Linked DNA regions of Homo sapiens: region 2 is linked to region 1. The links are chromatin contacts, found by Hi-C or POLR2A ChIA-PET in ENCODE. All regions are on one chromosome and are shown on one strand. The core of a region is the stretch at or near the end of the contact, and the rest is flanking DNA. Distances in the headings are between cores, read along the strand shown. Region 1 overlaps RALY (RALY heterogeneous nuclear ribonucleoprotein). Region 2 overlaps ASIP (agouti signaling protein).

What was found. Hi-C counts contacts between places; a loop is a spot of excess contacts on that map. ChIA-PET counts read pairs that join two places held with the same protein, here RNA polymerase II (POLR2A).
Region 2: a loop to region 1 is called in a map with no recorded cell type, with 8 times the contacts of the local background. The contact joins two enhancer-like sites. A Hi-C loop is called at or near these places in 1 of 37 single-sample maps with no recorded cell type. POLR2A ChIA-PET finds 5 or more read pairs at or near these places in 2 of 52 experiments (Caco-2 and GM12878).

What each region holds. Positions count from the first base shown.
Region 1 is chr20:34,007,748-34,012,648 of GRCh38, forward strand. The region is part of intron 1 of RALY (RALY heterogeneous nuclear ribonucleoprotein); the gene reads left to right. Among named protein-coding and RNA genes, the nearest start is that of RALY-AS1, 16 kb to the left of the region's middle. RefSeq lists an enhancer at 2,587-3,264 and a silencer at 2,716-3,010. Within about 2 kb of position 2,009, at least 2 of the 41 ENCODE cell types and tissues checked have a DNase peak (open chromatin) inside an H3K27ac peak, as active enhancers do.
Region 2 is chr20:34,260,598-34,265,498 of GRCh38, forward strand. It overlaps ASIP (agouti signaling protein), which reads left to right. Exons shown (of 4, transcript NM_001672.3): 3 at 2,235-2,296. It also overlaps a transcript of AHCY not described here. Among named protein-coding and RNA genes, the nearest start is that of ASIP, 22 kb to the left of the region's middle. Within about 2 kb of position 2,064, at least 15 of the 41 ENCODE cell types and tissues checked have a DNase peak (open chromatin) inside an H3K27ac peak, as active enhancers do.

The sequences.
Region 1 (4,901 bases), core at 759-3,258:
TGGCAGAGGTTGCAGTGAGCCAAGATCGCACCATTGCACTCCAGCCTGGGCAATAAGAGCGAAACTCCGTCTCAAAAAAAAAAAAAAAAAAAAAGTTCCCTGGGCCTTAGCTTCTTTGTGACCATTTGAGTGCCTACCATGTTATGGTGTGGTACTAGATGGTGTGGATAATACCCATATGAGTAAGACTGTCTTCAAGGAGCATATAGTCAATCAGGGACTGCAAGACCATATGCTATTTCAGACAAGGTCATTGTGGGACTATGGGATCCTTAATCTCCCTTAAGAGTTTCCTGCCTCCCTGTCATCCTGTCTTGCTGTTTTCTGTGCCATGCTATTCACTGTTGCCTGGTACCTTTTCCTACAAACCATTTTTGTTGTATTCTCCCTGCTGTAAGTCTAGTATGGAAGTTTTGGTAAATAAAAGTTCTTCCAGCAATAAACTTTTCTTTGGATTGAGTTACTATTTCAAGGGCAGCTACTCTTTTTTTTCTCTTGTGTTTGGCAAAGGTGTTATTGCTTTTATGGAGATGCTGAAGGAATCTGGGGAACATAGAATAATGATGGAATGAAGCATGGGGAATGCCATCCTGCATCAGGGGAGAACATATATTTAGCGTTGTACTGTTCACTCCCAACGGCATCTGACTGTAATGGGGGTAATTTTGCTCTTTTGCAAAGACAAGGAACTTTTAGTTGTGATGTTCAGGGAGCAGAATTTTAAAGGTATTCCATTTAGGGGAACCAAGCTGCTGAACTTTCATCCTCATTGGGAAGTCCTTGGGGCACTCTTAAATCCTTTCTGTTCCAGATCTGTTCAGTCTTATCCTCTAGATCAGAGGTCACATACTGGTAGCCCCTTGGGCTGTATCTGGCCTGTGTACATATTTTGTTTGGCCTGCAGTAGTGGTGTCATTGTTTTTTAAATTGAGACAGGGTCTTGCTCTGTTACCCAGGCTGGAGTGCAGTGGCACAATCATAGCTCACTGCAGCCTCAAACTCTTAGGCTTAAGCTATCCTCACGCCTCAGTCTCCTGAGTAGCTGGAATGACAGAGACATGCCACTACACCCAAGTGTTTTTTAAATTTTTTTGTAGAGATGAGTTATTACTTTGTTACCCAGGCTGGTCTCACACTCCTGGCTCAAGCAGTTCTGCTACCTTGGCCTCCGAAAGTGTTGGGATTATGTGTGAGCCATTGCACCTAGCCTCTATTTTTATTTTGAGTGGAATAAAAGCCTGGGGAGATTAGGACTGCCTTTCAGTGGAGATAGTATGTATGTGTGAGATGAGAGGTCCTGGCATGGGGCTATGAAGGTGACTGGTTTCTCATGAAAAAGGAGGAAGATTTTTGAGAAAGTAGCAGAGGCTAGAGCCTGACGCTGACCATGAGCAATTTTTCCATTTATAAGAGTGGGGGTAGGCCTGTCTTCTCCTTGAGTCCTCTACCAGGGATTTGTTTTGTTTTGTTTTGGTGTGTGTGTGGTTTTTTTTTGTTTTGTTTTGTTTTTGAGACGGAGTCTCGCTCTGTCACCCAAGCTGGAGTCAGTGGCATGATCTCAGCTCACTGCAACCTCTGCCTCCCGGGTTCAAGTAATTCTCCTGTCTCAGTCTCCCAACTAGCTGGGACTACAGGTGCGCGCCACCATGCCTGGCTAATTTTGTATTTTTAGTAGAGACAGAGTTTCACCAATTTGGCCAGGCTGATCTCGAACTCCTGACCTTGTGATCTGCCCGCTTCAGCCTCCCAAAGTGCCAGGATTATAGGTGTGAGCCACCACGCCCCAGCCTCTACCAGGGTTGTTATATTGTGACTCCTTGTACACTGGCTAGTCCATGCTTTAGAAGCTTGTAAACTGAAGCAAAGAGACATGGCTTGGATCTTTGGGCAACTCTTTGGAGCTTCGGCCAAATTTGGCAGAAGCTTTGAGTTTACAACTTCATGTTCTTCATTTCTCTACTTTTTTCCACATTCTGCTTCCTTATTGACTGGCTTCTTTAGACAGCATATTTGTTCTCAAGTTTGTCAAAGCCACACCATTTCCTGTTGTTTCTTTGATACTCAAGCCCAGTGTCAGTTGCCGTTTATCACCAGAGTATAGCACTTTTTTTGGGAAACACTTGGTCAATTCATTTTTGCTACCTGCTTGCCACCAAGGTCCAGCCCAGCTCTAGAAGGAACTCTAATATTGAAGAGACTTTACCTAGTTAAGGTGCTGGTGAATCCCCTGCGACTAAGTGAATTATCTTCATTTTACTGGGAACTTTTGGTGCCCTTATTGGCTGATAAATCTGTCTCGGCCTATCTTAGGACTTCATATGGACAGCAAACTAGTCAAGGCTCAGTGGATCATGTCCTTGTCAAGTTGGCATTTTTTGCAATCCCTATTATATATTTGTAAGGTAGAGTGGAAGTGAGTCTGATGTGTCATGAAGGAAACCATGGACATTAATTCAGAATCAAAACCGTTTTACTTATGAGTTGGTACCTGGTCTTTTTTTCTTCCAGTGGCACTCTGTTGCCCAAACTGGAATGCAGTGGCGTAATCTCAGCTCACTGCACCCTCTACCTCCCGGGCTCAGGTGGTTCTCCCACCTCAGTCTCCTGAGTAGCTGGGACTACAGGCACGCACCACCATGTCCTGTTGTTTTTATTTTTTTATTTTGTAGGGATAGGGTCTTGCTCTTTTACAAACTAGGCTGGGGTCTTGAACTCCTGGGCTCAAGCCATCCTCCCGCCTTGGCCTCCCAAAGTGCTGGGATTACAGGCCTGAGCCACTGCACCAGGCCTGAAAGTAGGCAAAAGAATCACCCAGAAAGTCACCTGCTGGTTCCCTTTGACTTCTTGTGATTACTGAAACATCATCCAGTATGTGGAGTACTGTGGTAATTTCCATGACAACTGATCCTGATTTTCCAGATAAAGAGAGGAAGCTAGTAAGTGTTAGGAACTCAAAAAGCGTAGTAAGCTAAGTTCTTGTGATGCTAAGTAGAATTTTTAGCTGAAAGGACCTTTCAGCAGCAACTGCCTGATTAAACCTCTTCCTCTTATAGGTCTGGAGAGGTTAAGCAACTTGCCTAAGGGATTGCTGTGTTTGTGGAATAAACTCTGGATCCTCAGCTTAGTATCTCTCTGTGCCTCCTATTCTGCATGACTTTTTTCATTATATCTCGGCTGAACTGTGAGCTCTATGAAGGCGGAAACCATGTCTGTCTTGTTGATGAGTGTTTTCCCAGAGCCTGGCATAGGATCTAAGTATTTTTTGAGTGAATGAATAAACTGGGTGGGGGGGGGGTTCTCAAACTGGAACACATGGCTGCATAGTAGATGATACATGAAATCACAGGATAAAACATACATCTTCCTGAAGTGTCAGTATACTTATTTTTTCAGAGTTGGATTAAATATTATAACTGGTAATTTAAAGTTTGCTTTTAACTTTAAATATTTTTATGGAATGAATGATAAATTAGCATGAATTCTTGAGATAAAGTGAGAAAGCATCAAATAAGTTACAGGATTATAGCAGGCCCTTTGACTTCTACCCCAGGGTGGGTCTGGCATCGCCAGACCTCTGACATTTTTAAGAGCAGCTAGAAATCTAATTTTTTTAAAAGTGAGATCTGATTTTGAATGTTGGCAGTTAACTCAGAGGTTTTTAAGTAAATTTTTACATATCAGACAAAAACATATCCTTGGGCCTAAACATCTGCTTGTGACCTATGAGATAAAATACAGGTCTGAGCAGTAACTAGACTTTGGATGGGGCCAAGATAGGTGGTGGTGTCAGGGATATCTCCTATTCTGAGTCTGGCTCCTTCAGATTTGAAACTAACCATAAGCAGGAGTGGAAAGAATAAAGCTAGAGACTTGATTAGAACAAATTCCCACATTAAACATCCTCTGTAGGAAACAGCTTCTATAACTCACAGGCTACCATATCCCTTCTCGTTGACTCCCCTTGTTTTGCAGATGAAACTAAGGTCCAGAGAAGAAACCAGAGCTTTCTTGTAGGACCCTTAAGAAGCAGCCATGGGGCCAGACACGGTGGTTCATGCCTGTAATCCCAGCACTTTGGGAGGCCAAGGCAGGCAGATCGCTTGAGGTCAGGAGTTCAAGACTAGCCTGGCCAACATGATGAAACCCCATCTCTACCAAAAATATAAAAATTAGCCGGGTGTAGTGGCGCACGCCTGTAGTCCCAGCTACTTGGGAGGCTTAGGCATGAGAATCGTTTGAACCCAGGAGGCGGAGGCTGCAGTAAGCCGAGCTTGCGCCACTGCACTTCAGCCTGGGCGACAGAGTGAGACCCTGTCTCAAAAAAAAAAAAAAAGAAAAAGAAAAGAAGCAGCTATGGGTCCTGGGCAGGCCCCGCTTCAAACTCCTGACCTTTGTTTGGTTTTCCTGCCTCACACACTCTTGGGCCATGGGGCAGTGGCTTCTGCCATAGCCTGAGGTGGTTGGGAGAGCTGGGCTAAGGCTTCTTGGTGCAGCCCTATCATCATGAGGTGGCGGAAGGTTGCCGTGGCAGGTGGTAATGTGCTGAGCCTCTTCTTGGTGCAAAGGGTCTATTTCTGTCACTAGCATCAGATTGACCTTATTTTATTTTTTTTGCCTAGAAAGATGTAGAAGACAGCTCAGCAAAAAGAAGCCTCAGGGCCGAGATAGATCTATCCCTCGTTGTGCCTTGCTTGCCTCTTCTCTTTCTCTTCTTTTTCCTTTCCTCCGCCTCCTTTCTTTTTGAGCCCTACTTACCCTTTCTTCTGCATCCTCCCCCACCCGCCATCCTTTGTTTTTTTCCTCACTGTTGCCCTTCTTGAGAAATTCTTGTAATGCTACTGCAGTGCGCAGAGCTTGGGATTGAACCTGTTTTCTGTGTTTTTAAAGGGGACTTGCAGTAA
Region 2 (4,901 bases), core at 814-3,313, 250 kb after region 1:
CCAGGGTGCTACCAGGATCCACCGCCATGGTCACGGCTCCTTCTTGCTCGTTCCAGGAAATAATCCTGGGAGAATAAGGTGGCCCTTGACTCATTTGGTTTGGGAAAGCTCTGCATGCCACCAGTCTAATAAGCAGCTTAGCATATGGTAGAGGCTCTGAAAGGCCTGAAGTTAAGACACTTGGTGAACTTTGTTTAATTTAGCATTTCTGAAACTTAATGAATCACAGAACTCCTGTCAACAGTAACAAACTTCAGGAAATGCTCCAGAACATATGCAAGTCTGGGATGGACCAGTCCTGTCATGTCAGGGTTGGGAATGAAGGCTCAGGGGAAAATATGAGGGGCACTGGAGCCTGGCATTGGAGATCTGGTTTGACTTCACCTGATAATAATCATAGACATACTGTGTGGTAGGCACTGTGAGGTGAGTATGGTCTTTATTCATATTTCACAGTTGAGGAACTTGAGGCTTAGGAGAATTAAGTAACTAGCACGGATCACACAGTTTTTAACTGGCAAAGCCAGAATTCAAAATCAGGTACTTAACTCCAGAACCTAAGCTCAAAACTAATATCTCTTACTACCTCGGCTTTTGCTAGGAAACGAGGATATTTGAGGCTGGGTGAGGTGGCTCACACCTGTAATCCCAGCACTTTGGGAAGCTGGAGGCATGAGGATTGTTTGAGCCTAGGAGTTCAAGACCAGACTGAGCGACATAGGGAGACCCCGTCTCTACAGAAAAATTTAAAAACTAGCAAGGCACGTGGCATGCACCTGTAATCCCAGCACTTTCGTAGGCTGAGGCGGGCAGATCTCTTGAGCTCAGGTGTTCAAGACCAGCCTGGTCAACAGGGTGAAACCCCGTCCCTATTAAAAATACAAAAATTAACCAGGCATGGTAGCATGCGCCTGTAGTCCTAGCTACTTGGGAGGCTGAGGCAGGAGGATCACTTGAGCCCAGGAGTTTGAGCCTACAATGAGCCATGATTGTGCCACTGCACTCCAGCCTGAGTGACAGAGTGAGATCCTGTCTCAAAAACAAACAAACAAAAACTAGCCGGGAATGGTGGTGCATGCCTATGGTTCCAGCTATTTGGGAGGCTGAGGCAGGAGGATTGCTTGAGCCCAGGAGGTCGACGCTGCAGTGAGCTATGATCACACCATTGCACTCCAGCCTGGGTGACAGACAGACCCTGACTCAAAAAAGAAATTTTTTAATAAATAAATAATCGGCCAGGCGCGGTGGCTCACACCTCTAATCCCAGCGCTTTGGGAGGCCAAGGTGGGCAGATCACCTGAGGTCAAGAGTTTGAGACCAGCCTGGCCAACATGGCAAAACCCCATCTCTACTAAAAATACAAAAATTAGCCAGGTGTGGTGGTACATGCCTGTAATCCCAGCTACTTGGGAGGCTGAGACAGGAAAATCACTTGAACCCAGGAGGCAGAAGTCACAGTGAGCCGAGATCGCACCACTGTACTCCAGCCTGGGCAACAGAGTGAGACTCTGTCTCAAAAGAAAAAAAAAAGAAGAAGAAGAAAGAAAGAGGATATTCTACACATATCAGACAGGGAAGGGAGGAACATCAACATTTATTGATCTTCAGTGTAACAGACTTTTCACTTTATAAACAGACTTCATTTATCCTCAAGACAATACTGCAAGGCAGATATTATGGAACCTTTTTTGCAGATGAAAAAACTGAGTCTCATGGAGGATAAGTAAGTTACCCACAGCCACATAGTCATTATATTGGCAGAGTCAGGATTCAAATCAGGTCCTCCTGGCTCCAGAGCTCTCAGGAATGGAAAATAGGAAACACAGGTGCATCTGTGTACAAGACAGGAGTCCATTTTCTGGGTATCACAATGTTCCTGTGCCTGCCACAATGGAGATGAAGGAAGGGGCACCTGGGGTGGCTCTGAGTGGCCCAAGCTCACTTAGGTCGAGGGACCAGGCCCCACAAGAGTGTCACAGGCAGATCCCAGTGCCTGCTTGGATTTCCCATTTGCCTTCCCTCAGAGGACACGTTGCTATCAGTGCCTGGCTCCAGGTCAGTAGCCGGGCTAACAAGAACCTACTGGCTTGAGTCCTACAGTGTGACTCATCCAGCACGCTTCTTCTCCTCTCCCTGACCTTGTGACTTCCCAAGCCCCCTCTGCCCCTCTCACTTCACTGCAGCTCAACGTCCCCAGAAACATCTGACTTTGCTCCTTTTGTCTCTCTTTGAAGCGCTGAACAAGAAATCCAAACAGATCGGCAGAAAAGCAGCAGAAAAGAAAAGATCTTCTAAGGTAAGGGCAGGGAAGTTCTGGGAGTTCTCATTGTTGGGGTGAGACTGGACTTAAAGAAGGAGGACCCCCAACCTCTGGCTAGGAACTAAATGAAAGATTTTTCAGGCCTATATTAACAAAAGAAACTGAAAGCTACTAAAGACTTCCTGGCTTGAGCTCTGAGCCAGACACCCACAGAAGCCCAGGGAGCTGAAGTCCACTGAGCAAAATAGGTTACGAAAAGCAGCTTCCTCTACTAGTTAGCCCCTGCCTGAAATTTCACCATCACTCATACTTTTGGATGAATGTGGTGTTTCCCAAACCTCAGTCATTTCAGAACCACATTTATAACTTTGCCATATCTGAGTTCCACCTATTTATTTAACATATTTGTTTAAAATTAAATCTTAGGCCGGATGCGGTGGCTCACGCCTATAATCCCAGCACTTTGGGAGGCCAAGGTGGGTGAATCACCTGAGGTCAGGAGTTCGAGACTAGCCTGGCCAACATGGTGAAACCCCGTCTCTACTAAAAATACAAAAATTAGCCAGGCGTGGTGGTGGGCGCCTGTAATCCCAGCTACTTGGGAGGCTGAGGCAGGAGAATTGCTTGTACCCGGGAGGTGGAGGTTGCAGTGAGCTTGAGCCATTGCACTCCAGCCTGGTGACAAGAGTGAAACTCTGTCTCAAAACAACAACAACAAAAAATTAAAACTTAAAAAATGCAGTTGACTCTTGAACACATGTGTTTGAACTCATGGGTCCACTTATACATTGGTTATTTTATGTCTTTTTTTTTTTTTCTTTTTTTTTGAGATGGAGTTTTCGCTCTCGTTGCCCAGGCCAGAGTTCGGTGGCGTGATCTTGGCTCACTGCAACCTTCACCTGGCGAGTTCAAGCGATTCTCATGCCTCAGCCTCCCGAGTAGCTGGAATTACAGGCACATGCCACCATGCCCAGCTAATGTTTTTGTATTTTTAGTAGAGATGGGGTTTCGCCAAGTTTGTCAGGCTGGTCTCGAACTCCTGACCTCAGGTGATCCACCTGCCTCAGCCTACCAAAGTGCTGGGATTACAGGGGTGAGCCACCTTGCCCAGCTGACTTTTTAAATTGGAAAATATTTTTGAAGATTGACAATTAGAAAAAACAGGTGAATCTTGTTACCTAGAAATATTTAAAAAATGAAAAAAAAGTATGTCATTAATGCATAAAATATATGTAGATACTAGTCTATTTTATCACTTGCTATCATACAATATACATAAATCTATTATAAAAAATTAAAATTTCCCAAAACATATGTACACACAGACAGTACATACCATTCAAAATAGAAAGAAAATAACCAAATGTAAAGATGTAGTACTAAATCATAACTGTGTAAACAACTGCAGTACATACTGTACTACCATCATAATTGTGAAGATACCTCCTGTTGCCATTGCGGCATGCTCAGGTGTTGCGAGTACGTGCTTACAACGCTCTGTGAGCTAATCATCTCTGCACAAGGAGTCTCACCAGGAAATCACATATTGCAGTAAAATGTGATCCCTCAAGGTTCTCGTGTATTTTTCAATGTGTTTAATGCAATATTGTAAACCTTGAGTAGTACCAAGGGACCCATACTAGGTGCTACTAGTGATTCTGGAAGTGTTCCCAAGAAGCAAAGAAGAGTCATGACATTACAAGAAAAAGTTGCTTGAATTACTTGATTGATACTATAGGTTGAGGTCTGAAGCTTTGGTTGCTTACTATTTCAGACAGACAATACATCTTGTAAACAGATGAAGTAAACTTACGGTATCAATAAATACAGTACAGTACTGTAAATGTATTTTCACTTCCTTATATTTTCTTATAATCGATCTCTACTTATCCAATAATTTTCTTAATATTTTATTTTCCCTAGTTTACTTCATTTTTTTTTTTTTTTTTTTTTTTAGAAATGGGGTGTCACTCTGTCACTCAGGCTGGAGTGCAGTGGCACCATCTCGGCTCATTGCAGCCTCAACCTCCCAGGCTCAAGTGATCCTCCTGCCTCAGCCCCACAAGCAGCTAGGACTACGGGTGTGCACCACCATGCCTGGCAGATTTTTGTATTTTCAGTAGAGATGAGGTTTTGCGGTGTTGCCCGGGCTGGTCTCAAACTCCTGAGTTCAGGCAATCCGCTGCTTCTGTCTCCTAAACTGCTGGGATTACCTGCATTAGCCACCATGCCCAGCCAGTTTACTTGATTATAAGAGTACAGTATATAATACATATAACATAAAAAGATGTTAATCCACAGTTTATGTTATCAGTAAGGCTTCCTTCTGGCCAACAGTAGGCTATTAGTAGTTAAGTTTTTGAGGAGTCAAAAATAATATGAGGGCCAGGCACGGTGGCTCACACCTATAATCCCAGCACTTTGGGAGGTTGAGGTTGGCAGATCACTTGAGTCCAGGAATTCAAGACCAGCCTGAGCAACATGATGAAACCTCATCTCTACAAAAAATTTAAAAAATTAACTGGGTGTGGTGGTGTGCTCCTGTAGTCCCAGATACTCAGGAGGCTGAAGTAGGAGAATCGCTTGAGCCTGGGATATCGAGGCTACAGTGACTTGTGATCATACCACTGCACTCCAGCCT